Linked DNA regions of Homo sapiens: region 2 is linked to region 1. A link is a loop called in an ENCODE intact Hi-C map of the cell type or tissue named here. Cell type or tissue: heart right ventricle. All regions are shown on one strand. Each heading gives the region's core, and the rest is flanking DNA. Links, peaks and the distances in the headings are about the cores only.

Region 1 (17,157 bases), core at 7,239-15,238:
TTCCCTTCCTTTTTGGAAGGTAGAAAATTAATTTAAGCGCCATTTTTTAAGCATGTTTCCATTTGACCGCAAATAGAACTGACTCCTTTTTATCACTCTTTTTTATAGTAGGACAAGAAACTAGATGGTGTGGAATGAAGGGAAAGAAAGGAGTAATAAATATGGACTTGTAATTTAATGGGTGATGATGGCCCCTTGTCTGGCTGGACAGTTGTCGGACATCGGGTTAAAGAAAGAACTCTGAATTTGAGAAGTGTTCAGTGAAGAAGGGAAGCACCTTTTAGGAGAGAGAAAAAGAAGGGATCCCTTGGAAAATGAGATAATTCTAATTTGAAGGAAGAGGAAAAATTAGCCAGTGACATAAGTATTTACCATTTAAGTCAAATAATTTCCTTCTCTACCATCTCGTTTCTGGCTTTATGGAAAAATAAAAAATTAAAGGGCAAAAAATTCAGTGCCGGATGGACGTAGGGTGGTAAACGAGATAGTATAGATGTAGGATGATAAACAAGACAGTATACAGAAACATAATATAGCTGTAGAATTCCATTCTGTGTGTTCATCAATGTTATTTCTTTCTGTACTAATTTTTGTCTCAACTTTTTCTAGGTCTTCAGAACTACTAGCAGATAATTTGGGGGGACTTCATATTCAGAAGTCTATATAAAGGTGACTGACCCAAGTAAATCCTTTTAATTTCTGTTTTATTTTTTGCATTTTAATGACTGCTGGAATCATGTTGTAGTAAATTGTGATTATAATTTACTTAGCAGATATTTCTGGAACTTCTCTACGTGTCAGTTATTGTTTTGGCCATTGAAACTACAGCAGTGGATAAAAATCCCTGTTCTCATAGAGTTTATATTCTGGTAGGAAAAAACAAACAAATTATAATAAGAAAATACTGCATTTAGATGATCTGTTAAATGTTCCTCGGTTAACATTTTAATAGCTACATTTTACAGAGTTACTTAGGGAAGGAACTATTCTTAGGGTAATATTTGAGAAATTTGGGATTATTAACAGAATTTGAATTAAGAAGCCTCATCATTATTAAAGCATTAGTTAGAATGAGATGGTCAAGCTAACCTATTATGGTTGCTTTCATCAGAAGAATGAAACAGTCATGTTAAACTAGACACAAGGAAAATGGAATAATTTTTATGAAATAGAAATTTATAGTTACCGACAATGTTTCTTTTTTTTTTTTTTTTTTTTTTTGAGACAGAGTATCATTCTTGTTGTCCATGTTGAAGTGCAATGGTACAGTCTTGACTCACTGCAACCTCCGGCTCCCGGGTTCAAGCGATTCTCTTGCCTCAGCCTCCCAAGTAGCTGGGATTACAGGCGTCCGCCATCGTGCCCGGCTAATTTTTTTGTATTTTTAGTAGAGACAGGGTTTCACCGTGTTAGCCAGGCTGGTCTTAAACTCCTGACCTCAGGTGATCCGCCCACCTCAGCCTCCCAAAGTGTTGGAATTACAAGCGTGAGCCACTGCACCGGGCTGACTTAATGTTTCTTAAGGATTCATCAACTATCCAAAATAGCTGGGTTGGTGTTTCATTAGTGAATGTAGCAATCATTTATTCACTCATTAAGATGTTATCTGAAGTAACTTTTCCATCTTTTCCTTTTAGTATATCTTTTAAAAATTGCTCTAGGAAAAATATCAACTATCATCTTGGGTTTATAACTTGTCTTTTATCTAGAAACTGTACTTTTTTTTTTTTTTTTTTTGGAGAAAGAGTTTCACTTTTGCTCAGGCTGGAGTGCAGTGGCCCTGTCTCAGCTCACTGCAGTCTCTGCTTCCCAGATTCAAACGATTCTCGTGCCTCAGCCTCCCAAGTAGCTGGGATCACAGGCATATGCCAACATGCCCAGCTAATTTTTGTATTTTTAGTAGAGATAGGGTTTCACCGTGAAACCATGCATTTTTTAAATGGGTGTACAGTCGTAATGGCTACAACAAAGGGTTTTTAATGATATTAAGTACGGTTTTTGGTTTAAGTCTTTTACTGAAAATATAAAACAATTCAGATTCCCTTTGCTGATCAGGGGAGGTACGGTGATAATCAGACTTTCATATGATTATCTGGTCAGACAGCTTTGGGGCTTTTCTTTTAATCTGAATTATACAGTAAGACTAATAGAAAGAGTAGTGACCAACAGCCCCCAGTATTTAACTGTCTTTTGGGTTTACTTGATGAGTGTTCTTGTTTTATCATTTACAGATTTTACTTCAATTTCCCAAAGGCTTAGAAGATGTACTGCCAAGGTCTCTGTTTGGATATACTGTTAGGGAAAGGAAACATACATGTGTAAGACTGGCCTAAAGGCAAAAAAGTTCATCAGTCCCTTTTTTTTTTTTTTTTTTTTTTTTTTTTTTTTTTTTTTTGGCAACAGGGACTCACTTTGTTGCCCAGGCTGAGTGCAGTGGCATGATCTCAGCTCACTGCAACCTCCACCTCCCAGGCTCAAGCAATCCTCCCACCTCAGCCTCTTGAGTTAGCTGGGACTACAGGTGCATGCCACCACACCAGATTTATTTTTTTTTTTTGAGATGGAGTCTCACTCTGTCGCCCAAGCTGGAGTGCAGTGGCGTGATCTCGGCTCACTGCAACCTCCACCTCCTGGGTTCAAGAGATTCTCCTGCCTCAGCCTCCTGAGTAGCTGGGATTACCAGCGTGTGCCACTACAGCTAATTTTTGTGTTTTTAGTAGAGAAGGGGTTTCACCACATTGGCCAGGCTGGTCTCGAATTCCTGACCTCAAGTGATCCACCCACCTTGGCCTCCCAAAATGCTGGGATTACAGGTGTGAGCCACCGCGCCTGGCGCACACCAGGTAAATTTTGTATTTTTAGTAGAGACAGGATCTCGCCATGTTTCCCAGGCTGGTCTCGAACTCCCAAGCTCAAGCAATCCACCTGCCTCAGCCTCCCAAAGTGCTGGGATGACAGGAATGAGCCACTTCATCTGGCCCAGTCATTTCCCAGCCCAGCTATATGTCACCTCCAATTGGGTGTAGGAACAGGCGTATTGTCATACCCAGAGGTCTCACTTCATCATCTAGGCTGGAGTGCAGTGCATGATTATGGCTCACCTCAGCCTCTACCTCCTGTGCTCAGGTGATCCTCCCACCTCAGCTCCCAAGTAGCTGGGACCACAGGCACACATCACCATGGCTGGCTGATATTTTTTTACTATTTTTGTAGAGTTGGGGTCTCACTATGTTGTCTCAGCTGGTCTCAAATTCCTGGACTCAAGTGATCCTTCCACCTTGGCCTCCTAAAGTGTTGGTATTACAGTTGTGAACCACTGCACCCAGCCCACAATTTTTTTTATTTGCATTAATATCAAAGTAAGATTGGAGCATCTCAGACCATCTACCATTTACAATTTACATTAACCGGCCAGGCACGGTGGCTCACGCCTATAGTCCTAGCACTTTGAGAGGCTGAGGTGTGAGTGGATCACCGGAGGTCAGGAGTTCAAGACCGCCTGGCCAACATAGTGAAACTTCATCTCTACTAAAAGTACAAAAATTAGCCAGACATGGTGGCAGGCGCCTGTAATCCTAACTACTTGGGAAGCTGAGGCAGGAGAATCTCTTGAAGCCAGGAGGCGGAGGTTGTAGTGAGCCAAGATTGCGCCATTACACTTCAGTCTGGGCAACAAAAGTGAAACTGTCTCAAAAAATAAAAATAAAATTTACATTAACCCCCTGGGTTGACTCAGTCGGTATCATGTACTTTTCATTCCTTTAGTTTTTTTAGTATTAATAATTGTTCTAATGTCTTATTATGAATCAGTGTATCAGTCATGACTCTCTTTGTAGTCTTTTTTGCAAAAGTCCTTGTTAACATGGGTCTTTGACATTCACATTGACTTTATTCCCCCCCAAATAAAATGCTTTTTGTTTCATCCTTTCAATGTTTTTTACACTACTGTAAAACTACTAATGTAAAGTCACACAAAGAACACTTGTTTCCCTCTGCACCATACCTCCAAATCTCTTAATCTATTTTTGCATTTTTTTATACTTCAGTAATTTCTGAGTCTTTCTGTTCCCAGCTTTCACTGGTTTATGGTCACCATGTCAAGCTATCCTCACCGCTTTTTCATACACAGTTGTTTAGTCTTTATCATGAAACTGTACTCTTCGTGATTTCGGGGGTTTTTTTGTTGTTTTTAAAAAGTAGTCAACTTTTTTAGAGCAGTTTTAGGTTCACAGGAAAATTCATCAGGAGATACAGAGATTTCCCATGCACCCTCTGCACCCACGCATGCATAGCCTCCTCCTGGTTTATATTTTTGTTCATATCTAGCAGCGTATTATTACCCCACAAATAAAGTTGCTAAGATGATTGCATCTTCTCCCAAAATTATAGTTAAGATGATTTAAAAGAAGGAAGAGAGTGTTCAATGACAAAAGAAGGCACTAAGAAACAGCTGTTTCCAATCAAGTATAAACAACAAATTGATCTCTTTTAATTTGGAAGAAATAACATTATTGACTGCTTGTGAAACTGCATTTATTTGTGGCCTAGGAAAAAAACTTAAATGAAGATCTTGAATTTTTAAAGAGTTTAGGTAAACTGGGATATTTTTAATAACCATCCTTTATCTTAAAACTTGTTTGCTATATCCTAGGCTGCCAGAAAATTTTGTTTGGGCAGTTTTAGAATGGGGAGAATGTGTTGGTTAGTGAGATAGGCAGACTCTTCCTTTCCCTTCAACTGAAAAGAAAAACAAAAGTAAACATAACTTTTTGCCCCCTACTTTGTGAAACATTAATGAAATGCATAGTAAACATGGGACACTGTGGCTGTATTTATTTTATAATTATCCCTTAAAAGCCTTATTCAAGAATGCAGAAAAATATTCAGTAACATTTAAGATAAACTTGAAGAACTATCTGATAACTAGGTATTTATTTTACTAGATATTTTCCTTTTCTGTTACAGGATTCCTCATGTCCATAACATGTTGGATGAGGCTCTGCAGCTCACCCCCACTCTCAGAGTGGTCAGTCTCCATTAATTGGACCCCGTGATTTCCAATCTCTGCTGTGTTGGACGTCATGAGCATTGCAATCCCTCTGGGAGTCACCACATCAGATACATCCTACTCAGATATGGCTGCTGGATCAGAGTAAGTGCTACTTTCTAGGTAGTAGGTACATTATCAGTCTGTGTGGAGACAGCCTTCTTATGGATAGCTAATAGGATAATATGTAGTATTTTCTTAACCAGATCCTATTCCACTGTAATTAACATTAGACCTTTCCCTTTACCCCCATTGAAGGTGGTGGAAAAAAGGAATTAGAAGGGGAAGGAAGAGTTTTCAGAGGGGTATTTCTGGGCAAATAATTAATAGAACCAAAGTTGCAAAGTAGGAATTCATTTTCATTTGTTTTAATGGGTGGAGAAAATTGGAATAAAGTAGGTGTTACTACCTGCTTCTGTAGAGTTAATGATTCTGATGGAGGGAGATAAGAAGGTGTTCTTTCCAACTGATTTTCCTTGAAGTCCTCTTCCTATGTACTTCCCATTGTTCTAGAGTAAAGGGGCCGAAACTATATGGGCAGGTTGCCTAGACCTTCTGACATCTGGGGTAGAAAACATGGAGAACAGCGTCATCTGTTTTTTTATAATATTCGTTGCCTAGAAAGAGGACCTTCAAAATCAGTGGTACCAAACTTTTTTTTCAGCTAAGAGCAGCTTTAGGAATTCAGAGTTTGTCCAAAGGCCCAATCCCTAAAATTATACTCTCAATTCTTGAAGAATGTAAATGCCAAATGACAATGAAGGTAGGCCTTCATTATACAACTTTATATATATTATTCACAGTTTTAAAATTTTTAGTCTTTTGTATCCCTTCTCTTTTAAGTTGTCCGAGATTCCCCCTGCTCACAGATTCCCCCTCTTGTCCTTTTACCTCCCTTGTACCCAATCTTCCTTGCTTACAGAAAGGAAGTGGAAGCCCCCTACCTTTCAAGACGAAGTGGCACTACACCAGGATGTGAAAGTCCAGCGAAAGAGACCCAAGGGGCCTAGGGGGCAGCACACCCCCAGAAGCCAAGTCTATTCCAGGCAGTACCAGGGATTAGGGTCTGGGCTGGAAAAATCCTGGTGTTTTGAATATGTTCAGGTCCAGTTCAGACTCTTGATCCCACAGCCACTTCTTGAGTGAGGTGGGTGTTGCTCTAATTCCCCTGTTTCTCTTGCCATTTTCACAGTCCCTGGGGATTCTTCCCCCTTCAGCAAAGCAAAGCAACTGTACCAGATTTCTGGGTTGAATGACATCCCTGATTAATAAGTGGTTTTCTTCCTTAAAACAGAATATTATTAAAGAGCATGTATATTTCTTCATAAAGCCACCTAATATAACTTACCTGTTTACTGAGTTCCTTAAAGAGGAAGACTTAAAGCTACCCTGAGAAATAGTATATAATATTCTGGGGTAGTCTAAAATGAAAAGCAGTGTTTGGGCTTATTCCCATATAAAAAGGAGAAAGGAGGGTTGGGGGTGGGGAAGGGTTGATTTTGTTTCTTCTAGAGCTTTTTTCTTCTTTTGTTTTTGTTTGTTTTGTTTTGTTTGCATGCAAAAGGTATTTAGTTATGTCAGTAACTGAGACTTACTTAACCATTTTACAACTCTTTCCCCAAATAAAGTACTTAAAACTCTCCCTGCATTAGTAGGTAGCCAGTTTGTATTGTGTTTATAGGTTTTTATAAAGTCAGCTACTAACCTGGTACTATGTAGATTGTCTAACTGTATAGATAGATAGCATTAACATTTGTGAGAAATTTCAACAAAGAGGTTAAACCAATACGTTTGGAATTGCTGGATAAAAGACCCAGAGCAGTTAATCTTACAATTGGTGTTTTCCCCAAAGTATAGACATGACTGCCCGTAAATACTGCTGGGGAGTCTAGGACTAATTCCAGAAATAAAAATACTTCTGGTCTACAAATGTGACTGCGCTGTCTCTGTTAACACCAACATATCCTAGGATTTCCTGAAACATTTTCATTCATGATCTCCAGACAGATTTGTGATACTGTGGTCATAACTAGCTACATAGTTATGCATTTCTGCAAAGGGAAAGAATGTCAGTAACTAGCTACATACCATTCTGTTAAATTATTAATGATATTTATTAATGTTTCATCATGCCTATTTCGCTGTTCTGGGCACTTTAAGATTAAACCTGGTATTAAGTGCAGCATACTCAACTAGATGTAGACTTCACTTCATAGAATTTTAAATCTGATGGCAACTATATGCAATACGCATTTATTTTTGTGTGTGTTTGTAGGAAAATTTGTAGATGTAACAAGCAAAACAAAGATTTTTCTGAATTTCCAACTCTACCATAACAGAATTTCAGGCATTTTCCAAGAAATGGCATGATAGCAGCTGGGTTGCATGTTGTACTTAGAACACTGTTGATGGAGTATATCTGTTGTGAGCCTGGTTTCTGTGTATGTGTCCAATTCAGTGATAGGAGAAGAAAGCCTGTAATTACATTTGCATAAAGTGGTTGGCTGCTAAAGAGATGTAATTCCATTATTCCAAACTTTTAATTCATATTTTAAAATATAAAAACTAGTATATATATCAAGGAATATTTTAGGAAATCTTGTAGTTACCTGTAAGTGTCTAACTGTGTATTCAATCAGTAACCAATATGGAAATTGCAGAGTTTCTTCATCAGAAGATATGAGTTTAAATTTTATATTTGGCATGCACAGCAATATATTAAATGCTGTGCTTAACTAGAAAGTATTGTGCAGTGTGATGGCCTTTTAACCTCCACAATATACATTTTATTTTTATTCCCTAGACTTGCACATGAAGTGCATATGTTCATATTTACCCGTTTGGAGATGGGTAAGATACAACCAGCATAGCTCCATCTCCATGGCCATCTTTGATTTCATGCAACTTTCCTTTTTCCTGTCCCCCTCCCACCAAAAAAAAATCCATTCCTAATAAACAGCTATCATGTTTCACTCCATGTGTTCAGTGGTACAAAACCTATATAAAATATGTACAGCTCTTTGGAATACTTGTTTATCTAGTAATGTACCTAGTAAATTAACAATGTTGTATAAATTTATTACTTTCTTTTAACTGTCCATCATAGAAACTAAATTATACCTTCATTTTATTAATGCTTGTCTGCCTTTGGTTTCATTTAGGAAACCCCACCTGTTTCCTAATACTCAGAGATGATTGCCTCTCAGTGAGCCATGTTCAGATCATCTTTTTCTCAAGAATACTGACCTGCATTCTTGATGTACCCCTCCCCCGTTCCCATCTTGCAGACACTTTTAAGTAATAAAATGCATGCACCTCACTAACAGAGAATACTTTCCTCTGTCTAAAGTTCTTCACTTAGAAATTTCCTTTGCTGTTATTAATAAGATCCTTTCTCACAGTTTTGGAGCATATAACTGGGTGAGTTGGATACATATCTCAGAATTTTCTTTGATCCCTCACTTCTCAATTGACATTGCACCACATTGAACTGCACACTTATTCCTGCTGTACTATATATTGTATATCTTTAAGCAGGAAAAAATGACTTGTTATTTCAAGCGAACAATATGCATTATTTGACTCCCTGAAAGACCCATTAATCTCTAAGTTAGAGTTATACCAATCATCGGAGTTTCTAATTTGTGAATCTGTGTTCTAATTAATATAAATTACAAATTACTATTCTATTCTGCAAAGCCATACAAACTTTATATTTTTGAATTACCCTTCAGTATTCCCTAAAACCTAACCAGGTAACAATCAGAGTTGAAGTTCTTTCTTCCCATAAACCTGATTTTTATCCTTTGCCATCAAAGCCTTTTTATTGTAAAGGCTTATATTAATTTTCTAAGTTTGAATACATGTATAATTCTACAATAATACATTGCGCTTGAATAGTTTATTTTCTACTCACAAAGGGTACAAAAAGATACTAAACCAAGCTTCTCACTAAGCCTGGTTAATAAAGGTCTCAAATAATTTTCTTTAAAGGACTGAATGTCATTCTCATTTCTGTAGTGGAAAGAGCATAGACTTTGGAGTCAGACAGACTTTGTTTCAAATCTTAGCTGTGTCAGTGTGTAACCTTGGGGAAGTCATGTAATCTCACCACCACATCTTCCCACTCTGTAAAAATGGAGTATATACCATGTTTAGTGGTTGCTGAAATTAAATGAATTAATATGTATTTAAAGCACCTAACAAATATTGGGCAGTTCACAATGGTAGCCATTACTGTTGTTATTATTTGTCAGTAGACTAACATAACTTTACAGTTTAGTTTTTATTTTGAAGTTCTATGGTATTATCATGCAGCTGATAAATAATTTTGTCCTTAATATGCTTGCATGTCATTGGTGGATGAGAAATTATTACTCTAATATTTGAAAGGTGTTGGGGGTTCATCAAGATGAGAGGTATGATAAATATAAGATGCCATTGTTTTTACCTGTACTTTCTTCAGGGTATCCTGTCTTGGTAGTGAATGGAAGAGGGCCTGGTCCCTGGGGCAGTGCAGAAGGCACTTTGATCATCTCACTCACTGCAAATGTCATGTGAGGTTTCATGGAAGTATTAAGAGATCCAATTAAGAAGAATAGTTCTGAGTCTAAACCAGCCCAGAGTGGCTTCTCTAGGGGAAACTCCCCGCTCAGCTGGTACGTTTGTGTTTGTCATTAGGGACACCTTGTATCTCAGGTGCCTGCCTTCAGACATCTGCCTGTACTGGCTTCATGTTACACACAAATCCACATTTAATAACACTCCTACTGTTATTTATAGGCTTAGTTATGTTAATAAGATTGTTTCACCGAGTTCTTTCTCTTATCCTAGTGGCTAGTGGTTGTGGAAAGAGGAGGGGTTAGAATGGGAAATGAAGTGTTAGTTTAAGGGAAGATTAGGTGTTATGCTATCATGCATTGCTTTTCGCCTTTGTGCAGCCCTGAATCTGTGGAGGCTAGTCCAGCAGTTAATGAGAAGAGCGTGTATTCCACTCATAATTATGGGACCACTCAGAGGCATGGGTGTCGAGGACTGCCTTATGCTGTGAGTATGCATTTGTTTCTCTCCAGAACAGTGATCTTCCTGGAGTGTAATCCATTCTTATACATTGTGACTTTCTTGAAATGTTTATATGCAGCATGACGAAGTTGCCCCTTTTGCACTTCCCTGACTCCAGCGGACGTCTAGCCCTGCATCATTGTTCTTGTTTTTATGTCCCAGTTGACCTTGGCATTTTGTTTTATCACTTTCCTGGTTGAAGCCAAAAAACAAAGGGTACTACTTTCTTCTTTCTTTCCATATGTACCATACTTTAGGGGAGAGAGGGGCCAGTGTTTGGACACTGTTGATTTAAAAAATCTTATTTTCAGGATCATAATTACGGAGCCCCTCCTCCTCCGACACCTCCTGCTTCTCCCCCTGTCCAGACGATCATCCCTCGTTCTGACCTGAATGGCCTGCCGTCGCCTGTAGAGGAACGCTGTGGAGACAGCCCGAACTCTGAAGGAGAAACTGTACCTACCTGGTGTCCTTGTGGTCTTTCTCAGGATGGCTTCCTTCTCAACTGTGACAAGTGCAGGTAAGATCCTGTTCCATCTAAATTTAAGTCTGGGTTGCTGGGATTAGGGTTTCTTACAAGTAGGGAAAAGCTCAAAGTATTCTTTCTTGTGTTTGTTAATGTAGATGATTCCTTAGTGCTCCTTGGCTCGAATTCTCTGCACTAGGTGAGAATTGCTGACAACAAGGAATGAGAGATTGATGTTAAAGCTATTGAATTTGATATGAAATTTAATGTCCTGGAAACATTTGGTAGGTGGGAGGGAGGGGGTAGCATATGCAGAGACACTTCGCCCATGTGTGCTATGATGTGATGCATGCTGTTGGAAGGACTACTTTAAGTTTATTTTCCCTCTTTAGGGGAATGAGCAGGGGGAAGGTTATTAGACTTCATCGGCGGAAGCAGGACAACATATCAGGTGAGCGGAAGATGGGTTAGGTCCACAATTTGACATAAAAATATTCTGTGATCTGAATGTTCATTTTAAGAACCCCTCTTGGCCAGGCGCAGTGGCTTACGCCTGTAATCTCACCACTTAGGGAGGCCAAAGCGGGCGGATCACCTGAGGTCGGGAGTTTGAGACCAGCCTGACCAACATGGAGAAACCCCATCTCTACTGAAAATCCAAAATAGCCAGGTGTGGTGGCGCATGCCTGTAATCCCAGCTACTTGGGAGGCTGAGGCAGGAGAATCGCTTGAACCCGGGAGGCGGAAGTTGCCATGAGCTGAGATTGCGCCAGTGCACTCCAGCCTGGGCAACAAGAGCAAAACTCCCTCTCAAAAAAAAAAAAAAAAAAAAAAGAACCCCTCTTACAAGTTCCCATGGTCCCCCAGCCAGCTCTTTTCACAGAAAGAGATAGAAGTCCTCTCAAGACCACTGTATAGTTCTCTCATTGTAAACGAAATGTGTTGAGAACAGTTTAGTCCTGTAGCAAAGTATTCCTTGTGAACACAAAAAATATGGATTCCTGTTTTAAAAATTAGCCAGTCTCAAATTGTTATAGATTGAGTCAGCGAAGCTTAGGGACTGAATACAAGGGGAGAAATAAATACCATGAGGAACAGGGTTTATATGCTTAATGCCAATGACATAGAATCTTGTTTTCTTAAGGAAGATGAGTATTTAACGTTGCTTTACAGATGATAAGAGTTAATAGTGGAAGTAATGGCTTACTGCATGTGGGGCACACCTAAAAGAATAAGCTACTTTTAATGTACTTTTGAGGCTATTAGTACCTGAACTATGAAATCATCATTTTTCAGGTGGGGATAGCAGTGCAACAGAAAGCTGGGATGAGGAGCTTTCTCCTTCCACTGTGTTGTATACAGCAACACAGCACACACCTACAAGCATCACCTTAACTGTTAGAAGAACCAAACCCAAGAAGCGGAAAAAGAGTCCAGAAAAGGGTCGTGCAGCACCAAAGACGAAGAAAATCAAGGTATGCAGGGTAAAAATATCTTAAATAGAAATTGTCTGAAATAGCTTAAATTTTGGAGCAAGAATGCACCAAAATTCTTTTAAGAAGTTTGATCCAGGTGTTTGAAGGGCCACTTTTGTTCTACTTGCAAAAATCAGCTAATCTGTGTTATGTACATGTAGACCAACCTCTCTTCTGCCACACCATATCATCACCACTGGCTCAAAGTTTCTTCTACTCCAGTCCCCATCCCAGGTATGAAATTCCAGCCCTACCTGGCACAATCCCGTATGTGTTGCAGCCTCAAGTCTAGGCTTCCACTATCCTTACAGTATCTCCCCACCTCTCAACCCCAAAGTACAGTCTGAAATTCTTGTCCTGGTTACATGCCTCATGTCTTTGGGTTGATTGTTTTTCCTTGTTTCAAAAAAAATAAAAATCAGGAAACATCTCTTGTATGGTCTAGGTTTCCTCAGTGTCATGGTCACTTTCCTGTATTCTCAGCTAAAATGTCTACGGGAGAAACTTCTTCTGGTTTGTGTTCTTTCTTCCCCATCACAGCAACTTTGTTGCTTCTAGGTGACTTGTTCATCCCTTGTTAAGGGGATTGGTCTTTGTTTCCTTCTTAGTTTCAAAACTGGTAAATCTGCAACTTTAAAGTTTTTTTTTATTTACTTTTTCTCTTAGTATCAGAGGTGCATATAGGATTTAAGAGATGCATGCTCTTCCCTGTTAATTACCTAGCTTCACAGTAGAAAGTATTAAAATTAGTCTCAGAGTTCATTGGCCTTGAGCTACCCCTATTCTTGGTAATAGTTTGGGGAATTCCATTGTATTTTTTACCTAGAGAAAGGGGGACAGAATAGAACACTAGTTTGTGCCTTAGTTTTAGTCTCAGATAGGTATAACTGTCATTCTTGGTACCAAGTTTTGTTTGTTCTACTTGTTTTCCTCCTTGGGATAGGCATTTCGAGAGGGATCCCGGAAGTCCTTGCGGATGAAGGTAAGGGGTAATCTTCGCTGATGCTGTGTTTTACTTCACTGTGATCTTGCATTTTGGTCAGCTTCTTTCCTGACATTGATGGTCTGGGAATCTTGGACTCTGCTTTTCATTAGTTTGTAGTTGTTGCCATTCAGTTTTCATAGAGCTTTTCTCCAAAGTAGATTTTCTTGGCCATTTTCTGAAATATTTTCCCTTTCTGTAATCAGCCTTCATTGATTGGTTTTTCATTCATTGCTTTCCTAGGGGGTAAGTGACATTTTTCCAAACAAAATGAGGCTAGTGTGTTCTGTCACTGTGATTGAACTCAACCTTAGGAGTGGAGTTTTTCTGGTAATGATACAGGATCTCTTGTGCATCTACCCTAGCACTGTGTGGGCTTTAATTGCAGGACGCTTGTATTATTGATAAGAATTACTGTTTTCTCTTAGCATATCTGTTTGGTGGAAAAAACTTAGGTAATGCTAGCATGTTTCTTAAGATATCAAATAAAAGAGTTTATGAAGTATGATTTTGTAAAGAACTTGGAGAATAGAGCAAGTATGTGGAATGGTTTAAAAGAAGTGTAAGGTGCTGGTTGATTAAAAATAGCTTGCCAAAAGGAGATTTGATTATGCTGTCTGGTATCCTCCTTTACGTGTGTGTGTGTGTGTGTGTGTGTGTGTATAAATATATATATATGAGGAAAACATGCCTCTCAAATTATTACTGGGGGCTTCAAAGCATTTAAATAGAATTAAATTCAAGTTTATGAGTATTCATATTCCTAAATGATACAAAAGCAGGATCTTTCCTATTGAGAGTTATAGGGCATAAATATTAAAATCTTTAGTAAGGCCAGGCGCAGTAGCTCACGCCTGTAATCCTAGCACTTTGGAAGACCAAGGCAAGTGGATCACCTGAGGTCAGGAATTCAAGACCAGCCTGGCCAACATGGTGAAACCCCATCTCTACTAAAAATACCAAAATTAGCCAGGCGTGGTGGCAGGCACCTGTAGTCCCAGCTGCTTGGGAGGCTGAGGCAGGAGAATCGCTTGAACCCAGGAGGCAGTGGTTGTAGTGAGCCGAGATCACGCCACTGCACTCCAGCCTGGGCAACAGAGCAAGACTCCATCTCAAAAAAAAAAAAAAATTCAGTAAGGATAAGCTTTTTAGGATTGCTTTATGTGCAGCACCAGTGTGACTGGTGTTAGCAAAGATTACAGGTAGCACTTTACCTAAAGTTTGAAGGCCCCACTTAGTATCTATCTTTAAACAGACTTGCACATACCTGTGAAAGAGTTGGGAGAGGACTCAGAGCTACAGAGCATCAGAGGCCTGGGATGTGTCTTGGAAGACAAATCAATCATGCCTTTGCTGGATCCGTCTCTTGCAAGTGGCCAAGTTTGCTTTAGCTTCCCCTTTATTTTTGTCTCATTTGCTTAGAGAGGGGCCTTTTAAATAGACTTTGGAGGCAGATAATAGCCCTAATCCTGGCTACTAAATGCTTTTCTCTTATCAAGCAACTATCATAACTTATCTCCAGAAGCTCGAAACCTTTCAAAAGCTATAAACTGGCTCTACCAGAAAACTGCACATAAACCCCATATTTTGCTTACAGTTTTGGGAGGTTGACAGCCTCACAGGTGTGTTAAAATTTAGAAAAAAAAATTACTAGTCATTTTGATTCTTTTAATTCTAAATTGAGTTATAAATTTTATGCTCAGAATTACTAGTTTAAAACTCCTCCAGTGATCCAGGTGGGAGCCATAAGAATTAGAAAAAATTATCATTTGGATTTTTAATCCCAGTGTCAAGAGCAGCTTCCCTACTGAAGACTTAATTGTAAATCAGGGTTTCTCAGTCTTGACACTGTTGACAGTTTGGACCAGATAATTCTTTGTTGTGGAAGGGACTGTTCTGTGCTTTCAAGATGTGAACAGGATCCCTGGTGTCTACCCACTAGATGCCGGTAACACTCATACACTCAGTTGAGATTATCAAAAATGTCTTCAGATATTACCAAATGTCACCTGGGTGCAAAATTTCCCTCAATTGAGAACCACTACTCTAAACCCAACTGAGGTAGAGTCTCTAATGCCTTGAAGGATGGGACAGCAGAGTAAACACACAGTGAGATTAGCGAACAATGGCTAATACTGTGACAGAGGCTTCCAGAATACAGTACACTTATCAAGTGTAAGTTTAACAATTGCCACTTAAAGCTGGGAATATTGTTTGGACACTGCCAGTCCCCCTAGTCTGTAAGCTCCATTAAGCCTAAGGTTTTGCACTATTCTTTTGCGCAACTGCTACTGATGTCAAGCAGGCGATACTCTGATTGTCAGTATGTTGGCTTTAGGTGTTTCTTTAGATCCCTTTGTTTATTGTTCAGTCTTTTGGACTCTAGTAAGAAATGTGGAGACAATAGTGTTGATTTTTTTTCTTCTATACTCCTGTTCCTTGCAGAAAGGATAGTAGACAATAATCAGTCAGCAACAGTGATGCAAAAGTGGTAAAAGAAAGTGTTATGATAAGCATCAGTGTTTTCTGTGCCATTCATAGAAAGTATATTTAATTTTATTGTACCTGTTTGCAAGTTTAATGTGGACATGGATTTTCAAGTAGCTTTGGTACTACAGTGTCTTTTCCTTCTAATCATCACTAGCATGACATCATCACTGTCAGTGTTTGTTTTGTTTTCTGATGGCACTTAAGTCTTGAACACCGTGGAGGAGAACATGTATTGGGCTTATGCTTTGTCTCTGTAGCTCAGGCACTGTCTGCCTAGGAAGCTGTTCCTGAGTTGTAGTAATCTTTTCTCAATACTGTCACCATAGAGGGCAATGGTTTTCCTAGAGGAGTATAGCAAAGTACCTCCTAGACATTTTCTATATTCTCCCTACCTACTCCTCTCCCCTCACTTCACCTCTTCAGATTATTTAGAATGTGGTAATTTAAATTGTTGAAAATAGAGTGTTAGAAAGATATACTCAAATAATAACTTTTTATATGGGTAGTAAGATTGGGATTGGATTAATGAGATTGATTGATTAAGATCACATCTAGGTTTAGAATGAACATGTATTATGAAAATAATAAGTGATACAAAAACATGCATTCTCCTGGAGAATAGTCAAAAAACCAGTTTGGGCTAACACTTAACACAGATATTCAGTGAGTATGAAAAATTTAAGCAGTGATAAATTTGAGGTCTCTACTGTTCATTTGTATGAAGATTTTCTTATGAACTTGATGTCAGTCCTTTGATTAGAAAATTGATTTTTATGACTTTAAAATGGTCATAAAATCACAGTGATGGGATGAAACTATGATCCAGATTAATTTCTTACTTTATAAATGGAGAAACTGAGCTTCCCCATTTAAAGAAGTTATTCAAGGTCTCACCTCTCATTGGTAACAAAAGCATGATAGAAACCAGATCCTCTGACTCCCAGTCCATTACTCTTTTATGCCACATCAATTGCCAAGTGATAAATTTTCTCTGGAACCCCAGCTTGTCCCACCCCCATTCCCAACCCTCTATTTATGCATGGACTTTACTAACCTCCCTGAATTTGTTTTCTACAGAATTCTCCCTCTGAAGCACAGAATTTAGATGAGAATACAACTGAGGGCTGGGAAAATCGGATAAGACTATGGACTGACCAGTATGAAGAAGCTTTCACTAATCAGTACAGTGCAGATGTACAGAACGCGCTTGAACAACACCTACATTCTAGCAAGGAATTTGTGGGCAAACCTACTATTTTAGACACTATTAATAAGACTGAATTGGCCTGTAATAACACAGTTATTGGTTCCCAAATGCAGGTAAGCACCAAAGGGTTGAGGACTCTCTAAGTAGCTGAAATTTTAAGAACCCAGGAAGAGGGTAATGGATTGGAATTACTGTTCCTTCCAAATGTACAAGGCCATGGAATAACAGATTAGCCAGGTGTTGATCATATGTAACCAAAAGTAGGTTATATTAACTGGAAACTACCTGGATACATATTTTTAAACTACCTTTATTAATAAAAAAATAGATGAATTGAGGCTGTGTGCAGTGCAGTGGCTCACTCCTATAATACAACACTTTGGCAAGAAGCCAAGGTGGAAGGATTGCTTGAGGCCAGCAGTTCAAGAC
Region 2 (14,168 bases), core at 4,196-12,195, 60 kb before region 1:
CTTTCTCTAGGGGAAAGCTGATTAGTAACCAAAGAGATGAGAAACTAGGGAGATGGGACATTTTAAAAATACAAAATATAGTTAGTAGCTGCTTTAAAACTATCATTCCTAATTTTTTAAATACTTAATTGTTGATAGCTTGTGCTGTTCAAAAGCTTTCTCAGAAATGTGTTTCTTTTTTTTTCACCCAGGTTCATTGTCTGAGATCAGTTGATAACTTATTTGTGGTGGTTCAGGAGTTTCAAGATTACCAGTTCAAACAAACAAAGGTGAGCTATCCTAAACATGGTGGCTGATTTTTGGCTGTCTTCCACAAAGAGATTATTTCCATTTTTCATAGTCTGTGAAAGTTTAGCATTACTGTAGTCTTTGTAATAGAGAATACTGGGAGGCTTTTACAGTAAAATCTAGAGTTTTGCTGACAGTCTATCCCAAAAGATGTTTTTTGAAAATTAGTATTGAAAACCATTAAAGTTTATAAGAAAGAAGAAAACACCTTGTTTTACTTGTAAGAGATATAAACCTTAGATTTGCTTTGCTTTTACATATATTTAGTTCCAAAAGAGAATTGCTTCCAGAACATGAACCAAAGAACAAGTGACAGTTTGTGTCTTCTACAAATAACACTTCCTCACCATCCTGCTTTTGCTCTGCTTTCTTCTCTTTCTTCATTTTTTGAAATAAAGCCAAAATAACATCTAAATACTCCTTCAGTTGTTAGGACAACAGCTTTGTCTCCAATATGTATTTAGCATCTGAATCCTAAATATTCAGCTGCTGCCTAAGCTGAAGGTTGAAAATAGATTGCAGCAAGGCTTTAGGTTTTTTCCACACTGCTTTTTGGTTAGGTTTCTAGAGTTAACCGCTTAAAAACATTTTTCTATCAGTTTTACGTATCTTAGAAATAATCTTTTTAAAAACAACTGTGATACGCTACCTAATTGTCTAACTTTTATTTATTGGCAAGCATGTTGATTTCCAAAACGTTATTCAAAAACGAGTCAAAGTTGTATGAACCCTCAGCCTAGAAAACAATAAGACCAGACCTAAAAGAAGTCAGACTTAAGGGCCTGGCGTGGTGGCTCACACCTGTAATCCCAGCACTTTGGGAGGCCGAGGCGGGTGGATCATGAGGTCAGGAGATCGAGACCATCCTGGCTAACACGGTGAAACCCCGTCTCTACTAAAAATATAAAAAATTAGCCGGGCGTAGTGGTGGGCGCCTGTAGTCCCAGCTACTCAGGAGGCTGAGGCAGGAGAATGGCGTGAACCCGGGAGGCGGAGCTGGCAGTGAGCAGAGATCACACCACTGCACTCCAGCCTGGGCGACAGAGCGAGACTCCATCTCAAAAAAAAAAGTCAGACTGAAAATAGATAAAAATTGTATTAAGTAAAAATCTAACTTTTAGAAAAGCTTAAAGCAATTCTAATGAGTTCTCTTAAGTATTCAGATGATAATCATGAATTTATTAGTCCCCACCCCCCTCTTTTAAAAAATATTGAGATGGGGTCTCACTATGTTGCCCAGGCTGGTCTCAAACTTCTGGGCTCAAGTGATCCTCCCACTTAAGCCTCCCAAAGTGCTGGGATTACAGGTGTAAGCCATTGCACCTGGCCCCCATTCCCCACCTCCACCCGCGCATATTTTTTTTTTTTTTTTTTTTGAGACAGAGTCTTGCTCTGTTGCCTAGGCTGGAGTGCAGTGGCACAATCTCAGCCTACTGCAACCTCTGCCACCTGGGTTCAAGCGATTCTCCTGCCTCAGCCTCCCGAGTAGCTGGGACTATAGGCATATGCCACCATGCCCGGCTAATTTTTGTATTTTTAGTAGAGACGGGGTTTCAGCATCTTGGCCAGGCTGGTCTTGAACTCCTGACCTCGTGATCCACCTGTCTTGGCCTCTCAAAGTGCTGGGGTTACAGGCGTAAGCCACCGCGCCTGGCCTCCATCTGCCTTTTTAAAAGTATGAACAAATCTGTGATTTATATGGGTTTTTAAAGACTAGTTAATACATGTATTTGGAGCAAACTTGTAAAGACTGAATGGATATAGAGTGAAAAGTAAGTCTTTGTTCCTATATCCTCATGCTATGCAGCTCCCTCCCTGGAGGCAACAACTGTTAGCAATTTCTTGGGTATTATTCTGGAGATATTTTACGAATAAATGTATTTTATTTACACAAATGAAAGCATAGCATACATACTTTTCTGCGCTATGCTTTTTTTTCATATACAAGTTGAGTATCCCTTATCTGAAATACTCGGGACCAGAAATGTTTTGGATTTTTGTTTGTTTGTTTTTTGAAATATTCTGGGTTGGGCATGGTGGCTCACACCTGTAATCCCAGCACTTTGGGAAGCCAAAGCAGGTGAATCATGAGGTCAGGAGTTTGAGAGCAGCATGGCCAAGGTGGTGAAACACCATCTCTACTAAAAATACAAAAATTAGCCGGGTGCGGTGGCGGGCTTCTGTAATTCCAGCTACTCGGGAGGCTGAGGCAGGAGAATCACTTGAACCCGGGAGGCAGAAGTTGCAGTGAGCCGAGATCACGCCACTGCACTCTAGTCTGGGCAACAGAGCAAGACTCCGTCTCAAAAAAAAAAAAAAAAAAAAAAAAGAAAGAAATACTCTGAGGGTGGAACCTATGTATAAATAAATCCAAGATTCATTTGTTTCATATATACGTTATACGTATAGCTTGACGGTAATTTTATATGATTTTTAAAATAATTTATACATGAAACAAAGTTTGTGTACACTGAACCATCAGAAAGCAAAGGTGTCACTATCTCAGCTACCTGTGTGGCATCATGTTGGCACTTCAAAAAAATTTTAGGTTTTGGATTTTGGACTTTGAGATTAGGAATGTTCAACCTATATGTTGGAGATCCTGGCAGTATCATTGCTGGAATTGGCTGCGTATACTCCATTGTTTGGCTGTATAATAATTTAACCAGTCCCATTTTAGGGCATGAGGGTTTTTCACATTCTTTTGCTATTACAGTGGTGCAACAAATACACTATGTAAATTCTTGTACATATTCAAACTGAGTGTCATCTTTGTGTTTATCCCATTGATACTTATTGATAATGACAACTGTTTAGTCTTAGTTTTGTCATGCTCATACTTTTTGTTTTTTCTTAATTTGAAAAATCTTTACATTATGTCTTTACTTTTTTCATATGCCTGTGTTTTCTAATAGTTTGGAAGGTTTATGTGTGTGTGTTCTAGCTGTTACCTTTATAACTACAATTTGATATTATCTACCTTATCTACCATATATACACGGTATTTTTTGAATCCCTGCTAAAAGCAATGATGAAATTGGCATATTTATACTTTTTTCCTTTATTTTTCAGTTATTTTTCTTAGTGTTCACCCTTAAACTTTTAAATATACTTACATTTTATTTATCAGCTTTAACTTCTATCCTTTGACCTCTGGGTGTAAGAGATGAGGGTATCAGTATGCCCATTTACATGCCAGTTTGTAACATTTACCTTCTGCTTTATAATCACAATCCCTACACTTGTTTTCATTTTAGTGATATAATTAAATAGATTATAGGCACATTATTTGTCCTTTTGTTATAATTTGTATCTGTTGAATGGCATGAGTTCAGAAATGTTTGTCTTTCACCTTTATATTTGGCTGATAGTTTGGGTATAAAATTTGGAGTTAGGCTTTCTTTCCTTAAGAATATTGTAGTCAGTGTTCATTCTCTTTTGTAAAAGATTTATTTTTTTAGACAAGATCTTGCTCTGTTGTCTAAGCTGGAGTGCATTGGCGTGATCATAGCTCATTGGAGCCTTGACCTCCCAGGCTCAAGCAGTCCTCCCATCTCAGCTTCCTGAGTAGCTGGGACTACAGGCACGTGCCACCATGCCCAGTTAATTTTTGTATTTTTTTGTGGAGACAGAGTTTTGCCATGTTGCCCAGTCTGGTCTCAAACTCCTAAGTTCAAGTGATCCACTTGCTTCAGCTTCCTAAAGTGCTGGGATTACAGGCATGAGCCACCATATCCAGCCCAGACTTTTTTTCTTGTCATTATTTCCCAAACAATACAGTATAACAACTATTTCCATAGCATTTACATTGTATCAGGTATCATAGGTAAGATAGAGATGATTTAAGTTACTCTTGAGAGGATGTGTGTAGGTCATATGTAGACACTATACCATTTTATATGAGGGACTTTTGAGCATCTTTGGGTTTTGGTGTCTTTGGCGGTCCTGGAACCAGTGTCCCCCACGGATACCAACTGTCCATAAGCAAAGTAGAGGTTTATTTGTTTGATTATAGTGGTGAGAAATGAATGAATTTCTTTCTCTGTCCTTTACAGGAAGAAGTTCTAAAGGATTTTGAAGACTTGGCTGGAAAACTCCCATGGTCAAACCCCTTAAAAGTGTGGAAAATTAATGCCAGTTTTAAAAAGAAAAAAGCAAAGCGCAAAAAGATAAATCAGAATTCAAGTAAAGAGAAGATTAATAATGGACAAGAAGTCAAAATCGATCAGAGAAATGTTAAAAAAGAGTTCACTAGCCATGCTTTAGATTCTCATATCTTAGATTATTATGAAAATCCAGCCATCAAAGAGGATGTATCAACATTAATAGGTGATGATTTGGCATCTTGCAAAGATGAGACTGATGAAAGCTCAAAAGAAGAAACTGAGCCTCAAGTGCTGAAGTTTAGAGTCACATGCAACAGGGCAGGAGAGAAACATTGCTTTACCTCAAATGAGGCTGCAAGAGATTTTGGGGGTGCTGTTCAAGATTATTTTAAGTGGAAGGCCGACATGACCAACTTTGATGTGGAGGTAGGTATAGGCTCTGACTGTGGTGATTGAAGAATGCTGTCACAGATTTGTAGAATTTCCAGACTAACCCAATGTTATGCACAATTAAACTGAGGAAATAGTAGGGTGTGGTTAAGAAGAGCATAGGCTATGGAGACAGATTTAGATCCAAATTTTAACTCCACAACTGTATAACTTTGGACTAGATAGTCTCTGAGCCTCTGTTTCAAATGGAGCCAATAATATTATGTACCTTTAAGGTTATCCTGAAGGATAAATGAGGTACATTTAAAATATTTGGTGCAATACCTTGCATACACTAAGTGCTCCATAGATGGAAGCCATCAAGGTTGAGTTGTCTGTTTTCTTTTTCTTTTTCGAGACAGAGTCTTGCTCTGTCACCCAGGCTAGAGTGCAGTGGTACGATCTCAGCTCACTGCAGCCTCCACCTTCCTGGTTCAAGTGATTCTTGTGCTCAGCCTCCCAAGTAGCTGGGGCTACAGGCACATGCCACCACACCTGGCTAATTTTTGTATTTTTTAATAGACATGGGGTTTCACCCTGTTGGCCAGGCTGGTCTCAAACTCCTGTAGTGATCTGCCTGTCTTGGCCTCCCAAAGTGCTGGGATTATAGCTGCACCTGGCCTGATTTCTAATAGACTACTCTTTTACTATATTATATGGACTTTCATATTATAAAATTCAACCAGAATTAAAATAGTTATTTTGTTTTTGTGTGTCTTGGTTGCAGAGCTTTGCTACTGAAAAAATAAAATAAGGCTGGGCGCAGTGGCTCACGCCTGTAATCCCAGCACTTTGGGAGGGAGGCCGAGGCAGGTGGATCACTTGAGGTCAGGAATTTGAGACCAGCGTGGCCAATATGGTGAAACCCTGTCTCTACTAAAAATACAAAAATTGGCCCGTCATGATGGCACACTCCTGTGGTCCCAGCTACTGGGGAGGCTGAGGCAGGAGAATCACTTGAACCAGGGAGGTGGAGGTTGCAGTGAGCCAAGATCATGCCACTGCACTTCAGCGTGGGTGACAGAGCAAGACTCCATCTCCAAAAAAAAAAAAAGTGCATTTTTTAAACAAACCCTGACCTTCTCAAACCAGGACATCATTGCTAATACTCATCCTAGAGTCAGCTCTCCTCTTTCTTAAATTCTGCTAGATTTCCAAAGCCAGGTACCTCATTTTAGTATATTTACTTTCCTTGGTCTTAATCCTCTTTTATCTGGGTGATTGACATGTGAACCATAGGAACTAAAGTATTTAAGTCTCTGACACCTTAAAACATCTCTAGCAGCTGATATATTTACCAAAGAGTCAATTTCCGTTGCTTTTGGGACACTTGAATCTGGGGCAAGTCACTGATTCTAACTTTTTTGTGCATGTCAAATCAGGAGTCTAATTCCCCATTCCTTTTTTTCCTCATACACTGCCTTGCAAATGAATACGTGGCTCACACCTGTAATTCCAGTACTTTGGGAGGCCTTGGCAGGCAGATCGCTTGAGCCCAAGAATTTGAGACCAGCCTGGGCAAAATAGTGAGACCCTGTCTCCACTAAAAATAAAATAAATATTTTAAAAAATAAAATGAATAGGTTAACCAGAACAGTGATGTCTAAAAGTTAGCAAGGTGATTCAGAGGAGTTTCTGGAGCCGTGCTGCATTGGTTTAAATCCCAGAGGAGGCTGGGTGTGGTGACACACACCTGTAATCCCAGCACTTTGGGAGGTCAAGATTGGAGGATTGTTTCAGGCCAGGAGTTCTAGACCAGCCTAGGCGACATAGGGAGACCCTGTCTCTACAAAAAATAAAAAAAAAATTAGCTGAGTATGATGACAGACACCTATAGTCCCAGGTACTTGGGAGGCTGAAGTAAGAGATTGCTTGAGCCCAGGAAGTCCAGGCCACAGTGATCTGTGATCATGCCACTGCACTCAATCCTGGGCGACAGAGTGAGACCCTGTCTCAAAAAGGGAATTCCTGAGGAGCTGTCTTTGTGCCTCAGTATCCTCATTTATAAAGGGAATAATACCTAGCTTAGGGGATGTGAATATGAGATGAGGCCATGTATGTAAAATGTGTAGAATAGTGCTTTGCATTAGGAAGTGCTGTATGAGTATCAGCTGTGCTTCTGCTGTGGTTAAGCTCAGGAAGTCTTTCAGTGAAAGATTGGGGAACATTTTGGTTTAGTTTAGTTCACTTTTGAGACAGGGTCTCGCTGTATCACCCAGACTGGAGTGCAGTGGTGCAATCATGGCTCACTAAAGCCTTGACCTCCCAGGCTCAGGCTGTCCTCCCACCTCAGCCTCCCGAGTAGCTGGGACTGTGGGCCTGTGCCACTGCACTCAGTGTAATAAGACTTTTTATTTGAGACTTTACCAATTTTTAAAACTTTTTTGTTGAGATACACTTTGCACCCCTTAAGTACACAAATCTTAAGTTTTCAGTAAGTTTTTACTTATATACACGATGTGTAAACAGCATCCAGATAGAGATACAAACTATTTCCAGTACCTCGGGCTCCCCTTGCCCTTTCCCAGTCAGTACCCACTCAAGGCAATCACTAATCTGACTGCTACCACCAAAAATTCGTTTTGCCAATTTTTGAACTTCATATAAATGAAATCATATAGTATATAGTTTTTTTCGTTCATTTTAATATCTATTATTTTCTTTTAATTCACTATGTTTATTGGCTACAACCAGATTTCACCCCAATTTTTATAACACAAACATATTTTGAAGGCTTAGAGGTTTTTTAATATGTATTTTTTAAATGTCTTAACTTTTTAGACAGTTCTGGGCTGTGGTGCGCTATGCCAATCAGGTGTCTGCACTAAGTTTGGCATCAATATGGTGACCTCCCAGGAGTAGGGGACCAACAGGTTGCCTAAGGAGGGGTGAACCGGCCCAGGTCAGAAAAGTCTTATTACTAAGCGCAGTTTGAACAATCCTAAAACTATTTTGTCTTGTTCCACTTTGCTATAGGTTCTTTTGAACATCCATGATAATGAAGTCATTGTGGGCATTGCATTGACTGAAGAGAGTCTCCACCGAAGAAATATAACACATTTTGGACCTACAACTCTTAGATCAACTCTTGCCTATGGGATGCTCAGGTAAGAAAATGAGTTTGCCATCCAGCTTAAAGTGGCACCTTGGTTTGAATGTTCCCTTCAAAATACTGATTTGTGTGTATGTGTGTTTGAGGTACTGTGTTGGAATAGAGTGGATAAAGAATAGAATGGAAAGCTAATGATCTATTTCTTTCCCTTCTATCCAATATTGACTCCTTGTGATCTGAAAATACTGCTTAATAGGTGGCTCAGTTTTCTTTATTTCTTTTTTTGAGACAAAGTCTCACTCTGTCGCCCAGACTGGACTGCAGTGGCGAGATCTCAGCTCACTGTAACCTCTGCCTCCCGGGTTCAAGCGATTCTCCTGTCTCAGCCGAATAGCTGGGATTACAGGTGCCTGCCACCACGCCCAGATAATTTTTGTATTTTTTTAATAGAGACGACATTTCACTATGTTGGCGAGGCTGGTCTCAAATACCTGACCTCAGGTGATCCACCCGCCTCGGCCTCCCAAAGTGCTGGGATTACAGGTGTAAGCCACCGCGCCCGGTTTTCTTGATTTTAAAATGAGAGTAATAGTTTTCACCTGCCTCTTGAATGAGGTTACCACATTTCTGTTTAGCAAGGATATGTGTGTTGGGAGATAAGAGTAAATTTTGCTGTTTCATTTCTGTGCAGTGAAAAAGATGAAAGCAGAGATTTTTATGTGTATAACGTGTAAATGAACAGAAAGAGCTTTTACTTATATTTTTAAGCTTTATACTCACAGCAACTCAGGAATCATCCTAGAATTTTTTGCTTTTCAGAGTACACGACCTATCTTTCCTTCTCCTTTGCCCTTCTCTCTTTTATTGGGTGCTTCTTTCCACCACTTGAAAATGTTTATTTTCTCTAAAGCTTCTGTTTTCCAGATGGCAAAATGGATTTGATGTGAGACTTAAAGGATTATTAGTGAGGATTAAATGCTGAAGCATATGCAAAATACCTATTATATACAGTGCCTGGTATGTCCTGGTAGTTAAGTCCAGTCATGCATCACTTAATGACAGGGATACATTCTGAAAAATGTGTCATCACGCAATTTCATCATTGTGCGAACCTCATGGAGTGTACCTACACAAATCTAGATGGTGTAGCCTACTACACACCTGGGCTATGTGGTATCTCCTATTGCTCCTAGGCTACAAACCTGTACAGCATGTTATTGTACTGAATATTGTAGTCAGTTGTAACGCAGTGGTATTTGTGTATCTAAACATAGAAAGGATAGGGCAAAATATGGTATTATAATTACTGCATTCATATATTTGGTCCACCATTGATTGGAAGATTGTCATGCAGTACACGACTGTATTCCTTCTCTTCCAATCTTTTATCTTCCTAACATATTAATTCAATGACGATAATAGAAAATTGGGCCCATTTGATAAAGGAAAATCTTCTAGTCTTCATTAATTTAACAAATATGCATTATCTACTGCCAGGCATATGGTAGAAACCAGGGATACAGAGAGGGTGTTATTTTGGGTGCAAATATTTAAAACCTAAGTAATCAAGTTTAGGATAAAAAAGTGATAATTGTGCCAGAGAGGGGTTTATTGGAAAGATAAAGAGAAATCTTGGGGATTCTACAGAAAAACTGAATGTTGGTTCTCAAGAAGGGTAGGAACCACATCTTGGAAAACCACCAGAAATGTAGGCAGCCATTTTTATCTCCCCTTAGAGCCTGTGGACTCTTGTCTCTTCTCATCTACATGCTTTCTCATCTAAATTTATGTATTTCCAATTCCAAACGACCAACCCACACTGCCTAGGGCTTTTAGCTCTTTGTTCCAAATTCCTGGAAGAGAGGATCTGATGGACATTGTTTTGGTCAGATATTCACCCCTGACCATCAGGAATGGCTTGGAGTACAGGGTGCTTACCCCCTCAAGAGGGTTGCCAAGGATTCTATTGCCATGTGTTGAGGAGTAGGAGCAAGGAGATAGAGCAGGACCAATGTTACAATAAGAACCCACTATTAACCCCCAAGAATCTGTCTTGTGAGGGAGATAAATAGTTATCATACATGCGATAAGTCCCACACCAGCACATGAAAAGATTAGAAGAACAAGAGAAGGGAAGAAACCTACTGACCTGTTTCAGGGTGGGATGCTTCATAAAGAGGATAACAGTTAAGCCACTAACAGTAATGCCTCTAATCTTGAATCTGTTACCTACTAGTTTTGTGTCCCTGGGCAGGTAACTTCATGTTTCCTTGCATCAGCTTACCTTTAAAATGAGAATAATGATAATTATCTAACAGGGTCCTTACTGAGGATTCTGTGAGATAATGCATGGAAAGAGCTTAAGTCCATGCCCAGGAAATACTAAGTGCTCAAAGTAAAGCATTTTTTTTTCCTTTTTTTATTACCTAGTCCCACAGAGCAATTTTTTTATATCAAGATTAGCTTTAAATTCAGAAGGAAAGGAATACTGAATGTCTCATTGCCAGTAACCTTATATTGATGCATGTTTGACTTGAGACATTTTTGAGTCTTTTTAATGTAATACAGGTTTCTGTTGAAAACAACACTGTTGTCAAAAAGTATGCATGAGCGTGTGTGTGTGTGTGTGTGTACACATGTGTACTTTAAGATGTCTGCAAACTAAATTTCATCTGAGAGTGAAATGGGATTTTGGAAGATAGTCAAAGGAGATTTAGTTATAAGGATTTTTTTTCCCCAAGTAATGGAATATACAGTCAACATATCATTATAAATTGATTTTATTTATTTATTTATTTATTTTTGAGACGGAGTCTTGCTCTGTCACCCAGGCTGCATCTTACATGATCTTGGCTCACTGCAATCCCCGCCTTCTGGGTTCAAGCAATTCTCGAGTCTCAGCCTTTGTACTAGCTGGGATTACAGGCACCCACCACCACGCCCAGCTAATTTTTTGTATTTTTAGTGGAGACGGGGTTTCGCCATGTTGGCCAGGCTGGTCTTGAATTCCTGACCTCAAGCGATCCACCCATCTCAGCCTCCCAAAGTGCTGGGATTACAGGCGTGAGTCACCGTGCGCGGCCACAAATTGATTTCTAAAATATGTGTAGATTGGTGTTCCTTCGGGCTAGTGTGGTAGGTCCTCAATCTTAAAGCTTCAGGAATCATCAGTATAGAAGCCTCAGCTTTTGAGTGAGTCTTCACATAGGCTGTTTTCTTTTCTCTAGGCTCTGTGATCCTCTACCTTATGATATAATAGTCGATCCAATGTGTGGAACTGGGGCAATACCAATAGAGGTAATCATATTTCTTTAGCTTTTAGATAAGAGTGATACATCCAGAATATTCTAGACCTAATGGGCAAATTAGACATAATGAAATCTCCATGGTTGGATCAGTGGACCCAAGAGTTTTAAAACAATTAACAATAGAAAGTGGAACTTTTTTGTAAAGAATGTAACTACTTATTTCAAAGAGCCATGTGCCACTGGCCTAGATACATTGTTAGTGACATCTATTCACTAGATTACAGAGGAAGCTGAGAATTACAAACTGCCGATGAGTCCTCTTTGTGTAACAGACAAGCTGGTAGACTTGAATGGGAAAAGATAATTGAAGGCATAAGCATAAACTGGAGGAAGGCAATTTTCTTCTCTGTAATCCACTTAAGTTCCTAGAGGGAATAAGTATAGTTGTAAAAAGGGGAAACTTATGAACATTACTTGGATTTTTTAGGAAGTCTAACAAGCTTAATACCAAATGCTCTTAGTTTTCAAAATTACCATGATATTGAGAGGACTCATAAAAACTGTGTAAAGCAAAGCAAGAAATGGAAAGGCATTTTCTAAATGGAGAATATTTCACAGTAGATTCCCCTTGAATAATCAGTATCATCTATATGTTTTTAAAGAATTTAGAAGAGGGAGCTCCCAGTAAAATCACTGAAGTTTGTGTGAAACATAGTAGTTCTTCCATATAGTATACTGACAGCCAATTTGAATAAACTGCAGGGAGACACAGCAGATTATATGATTGGGTAGAAACTGGACAGATGAGCAAGTCCAAAGCAAGCCCACAAGGGGAGAAATAATCCAAACTGTAATTAGAAAATGGTATCTGTTCTGGGAGTTAAAATCCAAGACTGAAATCATAGAAGTCTACATGTGACTGTGTTCCGTGAAAGCTAGAGAAATTACTGTGGCTTAAAGAGACTGCACAGTAAAAACCCAGTCCTTCTTGTGGCCAAGAAGGATTCTGGGAAGAAAGCAGAGTGTTGTTTTCTAGTATGAAATCATGATATGTGTATGAAATAGCAGGTAAGGTCACCGCATGTCAAGAAATACACAACAGAGCTCCGAGTAAAAATAAAGGCCGAAAAAAATTAAAACATGAAGTTTGAGCCATTTCCATGTAAGAGTAGACATGCAGATGTCAATGTAGAAAAACCTAAGCCGATATATGATCAAAATGAATAAAATTATGAATAAATTGACAAGGTATATATAAAGATTTGTTCACCAAAGTATAAAATACTTGATCTAGAATAATTTTTTTTTTTAATTTAGAAGTGTTATGCTATAAAACCCAATTCTTTCCAATGCTGAAAATCCAAATAGGTTTAGGAAAAAAAAAAAAGAATATTTGGGAATCGGAATCACTGAGAGCCTTCCTCAAACTCTAGGTCCCCTCTACATCCCCACCCACCCAAAATTCTGGGATACTTCAACTTCCCTTTTGTTTGATGTCATCGTAGGATTGTAGACAGGGTATGTTATCACCCTCAAGTGTCTGGGCAAAAGAAAAAGTTATGAAACACTGCACTCATGGATGAGAAGTATGTTACTGTTCACAAAGGAACACAAAGGTGTTTGCTACTCACCCCTAAGCAGAGGCAGACCTTTCCCGGCTTTCGTGTCAGAAACCTTCTGTTAATCTGCATAGAACATTGTTCAGGCCTAGGGTCACGTCACCTCATTCCACAAATGACATGTGACAGCTTGGTATTTATGTTCTGCTGACAGGTTTTTTATTTATAATTACAAAATCCTTCCAGTGATATGGTGGTTACCATTCAAAAGCCTATCATACAAAGGAAATTGCATTTTACTATTATTTTTTTGACCTGGGGTCTTGCTCTGTCAGCCAGGCTGGAGTGCAGTGGTGTAATCTCAGCTCCCTGCAACCTCTGCCTCCCTGTCTTAAGCCATTCTCCCACCTCAGCCTCTCGAGTAGCTGAGACTCAGGTGCACACCATCACACCCAGCTGATTTTTGTGTTTTTGTAGAGATGGGCTTTCACCATGTTCCCAGGCTGGTCTCAAACTCCTGGGCTCAAGAAATCCTCCTGCCTCAGCTTCCCAAAGTGCTGGGATTTCAGGTGTGAGCCACCATGCCCGGCCGGAAATAGCATTTTATTTTGCAATTTTCAAATATATCAGATTATGTAAACTCCCACAACCACAAATCTCAAATATTTTCAAACCGCATTAACTTAGAATTTAGTGTGCCAGACACTGCTGGATGAGGAACTGAATAAAATACTAGACCTGACCTCAGAGAGCTCCCAGGTTAGTTGAGAGGCATAAAGGGGAAGAAATAATTAACCGTGGGACAAGTGCAGTGGCAGAGGTACGTACATACAAAGTGTTTTTGGGAGGGGCACATAAGACTGCTTGGAGAGTTAAGGTTGATGTTGAAAGGGCATGAGGTTTGAGCTGGGTCTTAAGAGATGGGTAGAGGTTCAGCAAGCAGAGAAAGAATAAGAGGGCATTTTCAGCCAGGGAAATAGCACAGTTGACAACATGCAATGTTTTGCCACTCTAGAAAAGCACTGGATTTTCTTTGTTTGTTGACAATTTAATCATATTTTACAGTTTGCTACTTTTGTTTTAACATACACTCTTATCTTTTAGGGGGCCACTGAATGGTCTGACTGTTTCCATATTGCTGGTGATAATAATCCACTGGCTGTGAATAGAGCAGCAAATAACATTGCATCTTTATTGACCAAGAGCCAAATTAAAGAAGGGTAAAAATTTAAAAGATTTCTTAGCATCTTTTAGAGTTAGAGAATCACTTTTTATATTGACTTTATGAATTAAAACTCCCAGTGCATTGTGACGTCATTGTAACCAAAATGAATATACTATGAGACTCCATTTACATTTTTAAAGTTTATTGAAAATAAGTTATATTTTTAAAATATTATTTTAGCGATAATTTCCCCACCATATGCAATTTTTCATTTGTCTTATTCATATGTCTTTTCCCCTACATATTGGAAGAATATTTTAT

The links. Peaks named below come from ENCODE experiments on the same cell type or tissue, not always from the same donor. Only the 100,000 strongest peaks of a DNase experiment are listed, where the experiment ranks them.
Region 2: a loop joins it to region 1, with 1.9 times the contacts of the local background. A loop is called at or near these places in 58 of 110 quality-filtered maps.

What each region holds. Positions count from the first base shown.
Region 1 is chr3:9,423,858-9,441,014 of GRCh38, forward strand. SETD5 (SET domain containing 5) reads left to right here. Exons shown (of 23, transcript NM_001080517.3): 2 at 610-669; 3 at 4,966-5,152; 4 at 9,988-10,093; 5 at 10,477-10,628; 6 at 10,967-11,025; 7 at 11,871-12,049; 8 at 16,599-16,841. The coding sequence starts at 5,082. Among named protein-coding and RNA genes, the nearest start is that of SETD5, 35 kb to the left of the region's middle. In heart right ventricle, for the core only: no CTCF peak of the experiment used is centred there; no DNase peak of the experiment used is centred there; H3K27ac peaks cover 1,464 bases.
Region 2 is chr3:9,366,717-9,380,884 of GRCh38, forward strand. It overlaps THUMPD3 (THUMP domain 3 tRNA guanosine methyltransferase), which reads left to right. Exons shown (of 10, transcript NM_001114092.2): 3 at 192-269; 4 at 4,344-4,820; 5 at 7,800-7,930; 6 at 11,103-11,172; 7 at 13,787-13,902. Among named protein-coding and RNA genes, the nearest start is that of THUMPD3, 11 kb to the left of the region's middle. In heart right ventricle, for the core only: no CTCF peak of the experiment used is centred there; no DNase peak of the experiment used is centred there.